3 separate regions of the Homo sapiens genome follow, and all the other regions are linked to region 1. Evidence: chromatin contacts called from ENCODE Hi-C or POLR2A ChIA-PET data. All regions are on one chromosome and are shown on one strand. Each heading gives the region's core, a stretch centred on a gene start or an enhancer-like site at or near the end of the contact. The rest is flanking DNA. Distances are from core to core; before and after follow the strand shown.

Region 1 (3,361 bases), core at 202-2,701:
CTGATGCATGCTAAAGAACCACTGCTCTAGCCCGCCAAAAATCATGTCTCAGGTGGTAAAGGCTTAGAACTGCACAACTTACTGTCTTTTTTAAAAAGAACGAGGGTAATGAGAAATGGGTTCCTATGTTGAGTGGGGCAGAACAAAAGCCACATACAACCTAGATTTTACGTAGTGCCGGAAAAAAAAATACTGACCATCTTGTCCAAAAGTCTCATATTTGGAGAATTAAAATAGTTTTGGTCGAGGCCATGATGTTCTCGGTAACCTAAATTAATTTATAAAATTCTTTGTTCCCTTTATTTCCCACAAAAACACCCGCAGCAAAAACGCTGGGATTCATCTGGGCCCTCTGAAAACCGTGTTTCCGACGCAACCGCCCATTAGAAAAACACAATTCCAAATTAAAAACCCGGAGAACTGAGCGGCGGGGCTGGCGCCACCGTCCCGGGACAGCGCGGCCTTTCCCAGCCACACCCCTGCGCGCCGCCGGCCTCCTTCCCCGGCAGTTCCCAAAGATAAATAAATGCTCCTTGTTTTTCCAGACCTGAAATTAACGGTGACTCACAGAGCACTCTGCATGGCCACGGTCGCCTCGGGAAGGAGGAAAAATGTGCAGACTTTTTTCCCCTCACGCGAGGGCAGGACAAGCCAGACTGGGCCAATCAGGGGAGGGCGGCGGGAATCGCACCAAAGTAGGTAAAAAATGCGGGAGGCGTCCCCGCTGCCGCGGCCCGCGACTCCGCTCCCGTGGGTCCTCCCCCAGTGCGTTCCCCCTCCTCGGGCCCTGCCCTCCCAACCCCCAACATCTCTCTCCTTCCACCACTGTGTCCCTCTCCCTCACCTCTCCCCTTGCCCCCACCTCCCCCACTAAGTGCCCCCTCGCCCCTCCCCCCACATCCCCCTCCTCTCCCCACACTGTCCCCTCTCCCTCACCTCTTCCCTCCCCTCTCCATCCTCCTCCTCCCCCAACTATGTGCCCCTCGCCTCTCCCCTCCAAATCCCCCTCCTTCCCACACTCTGTACCCCTCTCCCCCGGCTCTCCCCTCCTTTTCCCCTCCACGGCCTCGCCCCGCCCCAGCGGCAGGCACACCTGGCCAGGTGGCTGCCTCCCCGCGCGGGCCATGCCTGCACAGTGGGTGGGGCGTCAGGTGGCCCCGCCGAGGAGGCGAAGGAAGGCCACCCCTCCCCCATCATCTTTTGCCCGCCCCTCGCCAGCAGGAGCCAGCCCAGTCCGCCTTCTAGCCTCCTGCAGACCAGAGAGGACGCACCCCCACCCCTAAACACTTTCTGGTGAGGCGGACCCTGCCCCGCAGCCTTCAGCAGATGAGGGAAGCTCCCCTCCGAGACTCTGGATAGCCGCCGGGGGGGCGTTGCCTGGCCGGCTGGTTGCGTAGCAACGGCAGGCGGTGCGTGACGTGCGCAGCCGCGTTCCGTCCTGAGGCGCGCCCGCCCCGGGGTAAGCTCGCGCCGCCGCGTCAGCTCAGCGCTGGGTCTCTCGGTCCCGCAGCCGTGAGGAGGACGGTCTGCATACTCGCTGCCCGCCGGCTCCCTCCCCCGCGTCCCTGCGACCGCCGCGGCGAAGATGGTGAGTAGGAGGGAGGCCGAGGCGTGGGCCGAGGCGGCCGGGAGCAGTGTGTCTCTGGGGCGCCGCGGAGTCGGGGCTAAGGGGGTGAGCCGTGCCTCAGCCCGGGGAGGGACCCGGTCCGGCTGCAGTGTCCGGGCTGCGGGTGAGGGGGGGTCTCTGGGCCTCCGTCTCCCGCCGTCCTGGCTGGGCCCCCGCGCCCCGGGGTGGATCCGCGGCTGTTGCGCAGCTCCCAGCTGGGGCGAGGCCGCCGCCCTGAGCGTGGCCTCTGCGGGTGTCTCCAGACCCGGCCTTGCAACAACTGGCTGGGGTCGAGCGCCCCCACCCGCTCTGTGAAATCCATCCGGGGGTCTGCACACCGAGGCCGGGGAGTGGGGGGCGGGGGGCGTCGGAATCCGGCCACCGTCCTTGTTGGCGTGGGTTTCCCCAGAGCTGGCGCTGAGGCGCTTGGTGACTTGTGCGCGTTCCAGCCCTTGAGGTCTGTCCATCTCAATAAGGAAGATAAAGCCTTTATGGAACAGTCCTAGAGCACGGAATGATCGCTAACGAGCAGGATCCTGGCATGATTTAGAACGGGGTGGCCTTGCAGCTCCTTTGTTTTTTTCTTTTTATCTGGCAATCGGCTTCCAGCAGCACTCTCGTCGTGCTTGTCAAGCTTGGCAGTGTCTGTTTTAACCCTTCCCTGCCCGATCTGTCCGTGTATGGTTAGAATTTTTTTTCTGACCTGTAGACAGTTGGACTCTGCCAGAACTTGGTGCGCAAGGTGTGGGCATGATGCTGGGATGCTGATACAACCAAATTTAAGAGCTTTAAAAACCATTAAAATACTGGAGTCACCAGAAAGTAAACAGGTGCTCATTAGTATATTCTATATGATGGACATTTTGCTTAATTTACATATTTTCCCCCTTTACACTGTCACTCTAATTAGCTATTTAAAAACGTATTCTCAACTGAACTATCAGTTGGAACATTTTGTCGTTTTCGTTAGTGTGCACACACTGTTACCATTTTTGGTCAGTGATTTGCAGGCGTAGCCTTACCAGACTTTGCTAGAAATATTACACTGTAATTGCATCTGTCTAGAAGCAGTTGGTACCAGCTTATCTGCATACAAACTGTTTTCACTGTATAACAGTTTTGGTTTTCTTAAGTTACTACAACTTCCGTGAACATGCAGGCGGCCCCTTAGTGAAAGAAAAGATAAACCGGTAGTTTCTTGATGACTGTAGATATGTATGTAATAGGGATTTGATACTGTTCAGTTTTTGGTTCTTCTTTGGTTTAATGCTGTAAGCTACAAAGTATCAGCATCTTGAGTCTTTTTAATATCTAATTATTAGAAATTTAATAACATTTTAAATGTATATGCTACTTTATACTGAAAGACTTAATCTAGGGGCTTTGAGTTATGGTACGCTTAAGACCATTCACTCTGTGAAAGTGCTTTGAAGCTGACTAGGGTCTGCTCTAGAGACTTCTGATTTGACATTATGCTTTTTTATTGAGTGGCTAATACAGACTTTATTTTTCTGTTTGAAAATAAGAGACCAAACATTTTACCTTTAGTTAAATGCTTAGTTTTAGTTAAAGCTTAACTAAATTCAAGGAAGGAAGGGTCTGTTATATTTCCTGGTTCTTGTGAGGAGTGGGAGAAATAAAAATTAGAAATGAGCGATTTCCAAATACGCTTCAAAATTGTTGGCTTTAGGGAGATCAAGAAGACCTTACAAGTTACTCTTAGAGTTCAGATTATAGACCCCCCATTTTTAAAGG
Region 2 (3,331 bases), core at 77-2,576, 2.4 Mb after region 1:
GGAGAGCCAGGACTCCCAAAGGGCTTCATCTCAGTCCTCCCATGGCCAGCCATTCTGGGCCCATGGGAAAGAAAGACACTGCAAAGCATAGCTAGAGATAGAGAATAACCCATTCCAGGCCAGGCACAGTGGCTCACTCCTGTAATCCCAGCACTTTGGGAGGCCAAGGCAGGTGGATCACCTGAGTTCAGGAGTTGGAGACCAGCCTGGTAAACATGGTGAAACCCCGTCTCTCCTAAAAATACCAAAATTAGCCAGGCGTGGTGGTGTGCGCCTGTAGTCCCAGCTACTCGGGAGGCTGAGGAAGGAGAATCACTTGAACCTGGGAGGTGGTGGTTGCAGTGAGCCAAGATCGTGCCACTGCACTCCAGCCTGGGCGACAGAGCAAGACTCCGTCTCAAGGGAAAAAAAAAAAAGAATAACCTATCCCAAATGGAAATTATAACAGGCACCACTGATCACAGCACTACCTCCCTCAACTTACATGGAACACTGAGACTCATCTGCAAGAGGAGACACAGGCAGTACAGATCAATAAGCAATCTGCACTACTTCGCAGAGCATTGCATATTTATGAGCATGGTGAGGAGGTTATATAGGATTTGGGAAGGAGGGACTCCAAACCACAAAGGTAAATGGTTGGGCCTGCACTGCACATTAAGCTTGCTGTGGTTTTTCTGCTGATGGGACCCATGAATGTAGTTTTCCTCCTTTGGTGGTTTTAATGCTGAATGTGTAAAACCCTAGGCAGATTGTGTAACATCCCCCAGGCCCAGCTGCTGGTCCTGCCCATTAAAGGGGAACTTCAAGGCCCGATTCCTTGGCTGGCAGCTGCACTGTGGAGGGCATCCCAGGAGAAGTTGTTGGGAAAGGGTGGTGTTGCTTTGTAAGTCGGTTCAGTTTTTGTAAAGCAAGTCAGGAAGCCCCAGTGACCTTTTTTGAGCTTATACTGGAGCAATTCCAGTTCCTTTTTTTCTTCCAACTTACCTGTGAAAAGGCAGGGCTGGAATCCTATGTTGGCCAAGCCATTTCTCCAGGGCTTTGAAGGTGACAGACCCCTGGAGCCTTCCTGTGAGCCCACAGCTGGGCCTGGCAGCCTTTCTGCCCTTTCCAGTAAAGGAATGCAGTAAACCTGAGTACAACGCACCCCCTACCCCACCCCGCAAGACTCGCGTTGTCATGCAGTGTGCTTTTTTTAATTTGTGAAGGAATGGTCTGAGTGTACCGTATTTACATTCTTGTGTTCACTGATAATGACTTTCAGATTTCTGGAGCTCCCCAGCTGACAGCAAACCCCCGAACCTTCCACCTCCCCATAGGCCTCTTTCCTCCGACGGTGTCTGTCCTGCCTCCCTGCGTCAGCTCTGCCTTATAAATGGAGTGCATTCTATCAAAACCAGGACGCCTTCAGAGCTGGAGTGCAGCCAGACCAACGGGGCCCTGTGCTTTATTAATCCCCTTTTCTTGAAAGTGCACAGCCAGGACCTCAGTGGAGGCCTGAAACGGCCGAGCACAAGGACTCCCAACGCGAATGGCACGGAGCGGACTCGGTCCCCCCCACCCAGGCCCCCGCCACCCGCTATTAATAGTCTCCACACAAGCCCTCGGCTGGCCAGGACTGAAACCCAGACGAGCATGCCAGAAACAGTCAACCATAACAAACATGGGAACGTAGCTCTGCCTGGAACGAAACCAACTCCCATCCCTCCACCCCGGCTGAAGAAGCAGGCTTCTTTTCTGGAAGCAGAGGGCGGTGCAAAGACCTTGAGCGGCGGCCGGCCGGGCGCAGGCCCGGAGCTGGAGCTGGGCACAGCTGGCAGCCCAGGTGGGGCCCCGCCTGAGGCCGCCCCGGGGGATTGCACAAGGGCCCCGCCGCCCAGCTCTGAATCACGGCCCCCGTGCCATGGAGGCCGGCAGCGGCTGAGCGACATGAGCATTTCTACTTCCTCCTCCGACTCGCTGGAGTTCGACCGGAGCATGCCTCTGTTTGGCTACGAGGCGGACACCAACAGCAGCCTGGAGGACTACGAGGGGGAAAGTGACCAAGAGACCATGGCGCCCCCCATCAAGTCCAAAAAGAAAAGGAGCAGCTCCTTCGTGCTGCCCAAGCTCGTCAAGTCCCAGCTGCAGAAGGTGAGCGGGGTGTTCAGCTCCTTCATGACCCCGGAGAAGCGGATGGTCCGCAGGATCGCCGAGCTTTCCCGGGACAAATGCACCTACTTCGGGTGCTTAGTGCAGGACTACGTGAGCTTCCTGCAGGAGAACAAGGAGTGCCACGTGTCCAGCACCGACATGCTGCAGACCATCCGGCAGTTCATGACCCAGGTCAAGAACTATTTGTCTCAGAGCTCGGAGCTGGACCCCCCCATCGAGTCGCTGATCCCTGAAGACCAAATAGGTAAGTACCCTCTTTTTTAAAATATAAAATCTATTGTAACTCTGTCCGGGCAGTGCAACCTATGTTTGTTATTTTTTATGAAGTTTACTCCGAAGTTCAAAACAACACCCAGCTCCACCTTCTCTCCCGGTTTGAATGGAAAAATCAGTTTCTCAAAGTAGCTGCTGACTGCCAGACTCAAAAATGTCTTCGGGAGTGACAGATTGGAGCTGCACAGTGATTCTGTTCAGGGATGGAGTTTGGTCCTCTGTGGGTCCAGCTGCCGCCTGCTGTGGTAACGTGTGTGTGTTACATGTGCCGGGTGTTTCTGGACGCGTGCTTCTCTGCAGGCTGTGCATACATACAAAGGTAGTTTTGTTATCTTCTGAGAGGCAGTGGGTATTTTGTTCTGTCTTGGTTGCAAGTAAACTTTTTATTGAGGTGTAGCATATGTTCAGAGAGCACAAAACTCACGTATGCATTGGAATGAGTTTCCACCGCAAGCTTACCTGTGGGACAACTACCAACCCCTGGATAAGCAGAACCTGACCAGCATCTAGGGACCCCGGGCCCCCTGTTCTCCCTCAAGGTTACCATCCTGCTGGCTCCTCATCCCATACACTTCTGTAAGCAGCACGGCTTGGGAGTAAGCAAAAACTGAAAAAGACAAGTTTGTTTTGTGTAACTTTAAAATAAGTAACATAGTTTGGAGGTCACATGAAAGGTGTTTTCTCCAACTTCAAGGGGAAATTCTTTCTTTATAATCTCATTTAAAGGATGAGTTGCTAATGGTTACTTTGGCCAAGGCAAATTTGAATTTGGCAAGCAGTCTTTTCTTCCAGGGTGAGAATGTTGAAGGTTCTTTGTTTGTTTGTTTGTTGTTTTTAATTTTAGAAGGTTGACTCTTGAAGGTTAATTTCAGAGACTTTATTCACCAGGCAGCAGGAGCCTTTG
Region 3 (3,409 bases), core at 537-3,036, 2.5 Mb after region 1:
ACATGTTCCCATTCCTCCATGAGACTGAAAAGAAAAAAAAAATACCGTTTTCTCTCTTATTCATAGTATCTACTGCAAAGCCATAGGTAAAAGTCTCAAGAGAAAAAGGTGGCAAAAATAATAGCAAGTTTTCCCTTTTAGATGAGTATAATAATAAACTTTGAGGCCGTCTAGGTAAAATTCTGACCAGAGGTTTTGTTTTATCAAAATGTGTAGCACATCTTATTAACAGCATTACAACCTGCATTTACAGAATTCTTCAACTTATTTAATGCCCCGGTGTATAACTGGGTTTGGTTTTACATGGCACTTCAAGTCAAAGGCAATTTCAGTAAGTTCTCATCATTAGACTGTAAGCTTCTTGAGGTCTTAGAAGCTTACAGTCTAACGTAGCTTAGAGCTGTGCTGTCCAACACAGTAGCTATGAGTCACATGTGGTGAGTACAAATTGAGGTGGACTGTAAGTGTAAAATACACATTGGTTTTGAAGATGAAGTATAAAAAAGAATAAACTACCTCATTACATTTTTTATACCGATTACATGTTGAAATGATAATATTTTGGATACATTAGCTCAAATAAAATATATATTATCAAAATTAATTTCACTTTTTTGCTTTGTTTTTACTTTTTAATGTAGATATGAGAAAATTTAAAATTTCATATGTGGTGTGCATTATATTTCCATTGGACCAGTGATGCCCAATAAAAGTTTATGTAGCTGAATTATAAAAAATGTTACTTAATGCCACATGTGGAGTAATGATGATAATGGTGATAGCTCATATTTAATAAGCACTAAGTGCCAGACACAGTGTTACTTGCTCTATATGCATTACTCCTGCGAGTCAGACAAATAGTTATGTAAAGGTCCAGTTCAAGAGAGTCATCCGGGCTCAAGAAAGACTGGAGGGAGGGTATCTGTAAAGGCTTCAAAGTCTGCCACATATTAAGCACTTGGTAAGTATTAGCTATCAAAGGAAATACCAGATAGTAAGTCTACTGTTTAATTAACTTATGATACTATACTACTCCTACCGTCTACTCTCGCCCTCCGCTGTCAGCTGGGCTAACTCCTATTCAGCCTTCAAGTCTCAGCTTAAAGGTCATTTCCTCAGCAAAATTTACTTTCAGGACCCCTTCATACGACCCCCTTATTCACGCCCATGGCATATTCTACTTTGCCTCTCGGTAACATCTAGCAAGGTCGTCTTTATACAGAAACTCGTGTTTTGAGTACTGCTTGTGGCCAGCGTACGAGCGTAGCTTCCCAGCGCCCAGTGCAGTGCCTGGCTCAGTAAATCTTCACCGAACCACCCCACTCCACTCCCCAGCAAAACCACCCCAGAACGAAGGCCACGCCAACGCGGGTCGTGCTCCGCGATGACAAGAGCCCGCGCCCCACCACCAGCTGCCCTTCCTCTCCATCTCTCAGGGTGAGCCTTCTCCCCGGCGGGAACACTCTCTCCCAACCCGGGCACCCTCAGGGCTGAGGGATGCCCCTTTCCTAGGCCACCTCCTACAAGGCCCCTCGCGATCGCCTACCTTGGCCACTTTGGGAATCCGCTGCTTCCCGGCCGCGGTGGAGGCCGCCATGTCTGCAGCAGTCGACCTCTGGACACCTGTCCCCGGCACGGACGCTAGAAATCGGCTCTGAGAGCTCACCGAAACCACAAAGCTTTCAGAAAACAAACAGGATCTCGGAACCGGAAGCGGAACTTGCAGGACTGACCTTTGACCTCTCGCTTGAGCCGTGACGGAGGCGGCACCGTTTCCATGGTGACCAGGCTGCGCGTCCTCCTTGCGGCAGCGCGTGGAGTGCGGCGTCCTGGAGCTGCGGATGAGGTGGGTAACGCCGTGCTGACTAGCAGCGACGCAAGGACTGCGGTGCAGGGCGTCCAGGGCGCATCCCCAGGTCAGCCTCCGGAACTGGGATGACCAGGCGAGGACGAGTGGCTCTGTCGAGCCGTGGCGCCCTGCAAGGGAGTAAGAACGGAGCTCCAATCTGGATGCTCGAGGGCGGGGGAAGAAGGGAGAGCGAGGAAACTACCATTCCCAGCATGCGACGGGGCGAGCTGCCGCCCTTTTAGGCTGCAATGCCTCGAGCATTGCATTCTAGTAGTCTCTGGGTCCACGCCCCCTCGTTTCTGGTTTCGGGACAGTTGTGCCCAAATAATTCTAAGGTGCCCAAATAATTAACTCTAAGGCTTGGAATTAAAAATAACAGAAGGTACTTTGAAGCCAGATATTAGGAAAAAATATAAATAGAGTAACTGGAAAACAACTCAGTCTTGTGATAAGAAACATGTTTAAATTCTGTGTGTGCCTTAATTACTCTAGTTAAATTTTCTTAGCCTCAATGTCCTCAACTATAAAACAAGGCTAATAACATCTGTTTCACTAGGATTAAAGACAAATGCTCAGTAGATGTTAGCTGTTATAATACTTAACCTGCCCTCAAAAACTGAAAAGCAAAGGTTAAGAGAATTTTTTTTAATAGACATTTTTAGAGAAGTTTTAGGTTCACAACAAAATTAAGTGGAAGACACAGAGATTTCCTCCCTCCACAGCTTCCTGCTATCAATTATTGTACCTCTTCCCTCCTCTAACAGCCTCCAACTCTTAAAAATATCCTCCACCAGAGCAGTACATTTGTTACAATCTTGAACCTACATTGACACATCATTATCACCCAAAGTTCATAGTTTATATTAGGGTTCACTCTTGGTGTACATTCTATGAGGTTGGACAAATGTATAATGACATGACTTGGCAGCTCATTTGTTAGGATAATTTCCACAGTTGCAAAGCTCTTTTGGTGTTTGGGGAAAATATATATTTATGTATGTAGTAATATCACGTCTACCAATGCAGATATTACTTTCAACAAAAGATTTATGCAGATTTCTAGAACTGCAGTCAGTTATAACCAACATCAATGTATTTGCCATAACTCTTTATTAACCATATTATTTAGATATTTTATCTCACTTTTCAAAATTTAAATAGAGAAGATTTTATATCACTTTCATAAAGCCACCTAACAAAATAAATAAATATTAAAAAGATGTTTCTTTGAAGTGATTTTCCTTAAATGTGTTACTGTAAACAATTGATTTACCAAATGAATCATTGGTTTAATCATCTGTTGCCTTTGCTCAAAAGTACAAACATGCTAGAATACTTTGCTTCTGATCACCATCCTTCTCTCTTACATTTCTGTTGTCTGGCAATTCAGTTCATCTCTGTGTGTGTTTTTTTTGTTTGTTTTTTTTTTTTTTTTTTTTTAGGAAAAATGTATTATCCTTCTTACTTTTTGCCATCAATGCTTTTGTAGATATACCTTCATGTTTACCTTCTTATTTCCCAGCATTTAATCTTGTATTCCACTTCTTTCTGATTTTATTC

What was found. Hi-C counts contacts between places; a loop is a spot of excess contacts on that map. ChIA-PET counts read pairs that join two places held with the same protein, here RNA polymerase II (POLR2A). Pooled maps may share reads with other maps.
Region 2: POLR2A ChIA-PET joins it to region 1 with 17 read pairs in MCF 10A. The contact joins the enhancer-like site here to the promoter of DSTN in region 1. POLR2A ChIA-PET finds 5 or more read pairs at or near these places in 2 of 52 experiments (MCF 10A and naive thymus-derived CD4-positive, alpha-beta T cell).
Region 3: a loop to region 1 is called in a pooled map, with 21 times the contacts of the local background. The contact joins the promoter of CFAP61 here to the promoter of DSTN in region 1. A Hi-C loop is called at or near these places in 5 of 50 pooled maps.

The regions. Positions count from the first base shown.
Region 1 is chr20:17,568,624-17,571,984 of GRCh38, forward strand. It overlaps DSTN (destrin, actin depolymerizing factor), which reads left to right and starts at 1,452. Exons shown (of 4, transcript NM_006870.4): 1 at 1,452-1,588. The coding sequence starts at 1,586. It also overlaps a transcript of BFSP1 not described here. RefSeq lists an enhancer at 415-982 and silencers at 1,393-1,582, 1,603-1,892.
Region 2 is chr20:19,973,390-19,976,720 of GRCh38, forward strand. It overlaps RIN2 (Ras and Rab interactor 2), which reads left to right. Exons shown (of 13, transcript NM_018993.4): 9 at 1,265-2,398. Among named protein-coding and RNA genes, the nearest start is that of NAA20, 42 kb to the right of the region's middle. Within about 2 kb of position 1,327, at least 33 of the 41 ENCODE cell types and tissues checked have a DNase peak (open chromatin) inside an H3K27ac peak, as active enhancers do.
Region 3 is chr20:20,050,746-20,054,154 of GRCh38, forward strand. CFAP61 (cilia and flagella associated protein 61) reads left to right here and starts at 1,787. Exons shown (of 27, transcript NM_015585.4): 1 at 1,787-1,846. CRNKL1 (crooked neck pre-mRNA splicing factor 1) reads right to left here and starts at 1,721. Exons shown (of 14, transcript NM_001278628.2): 1 at 1,547-1,721. The coding sequence starts at 1,597. RefSeq lists enhancers at 1,576-1,745, 1,756-2,055 and a silencer at 2,146-2,195.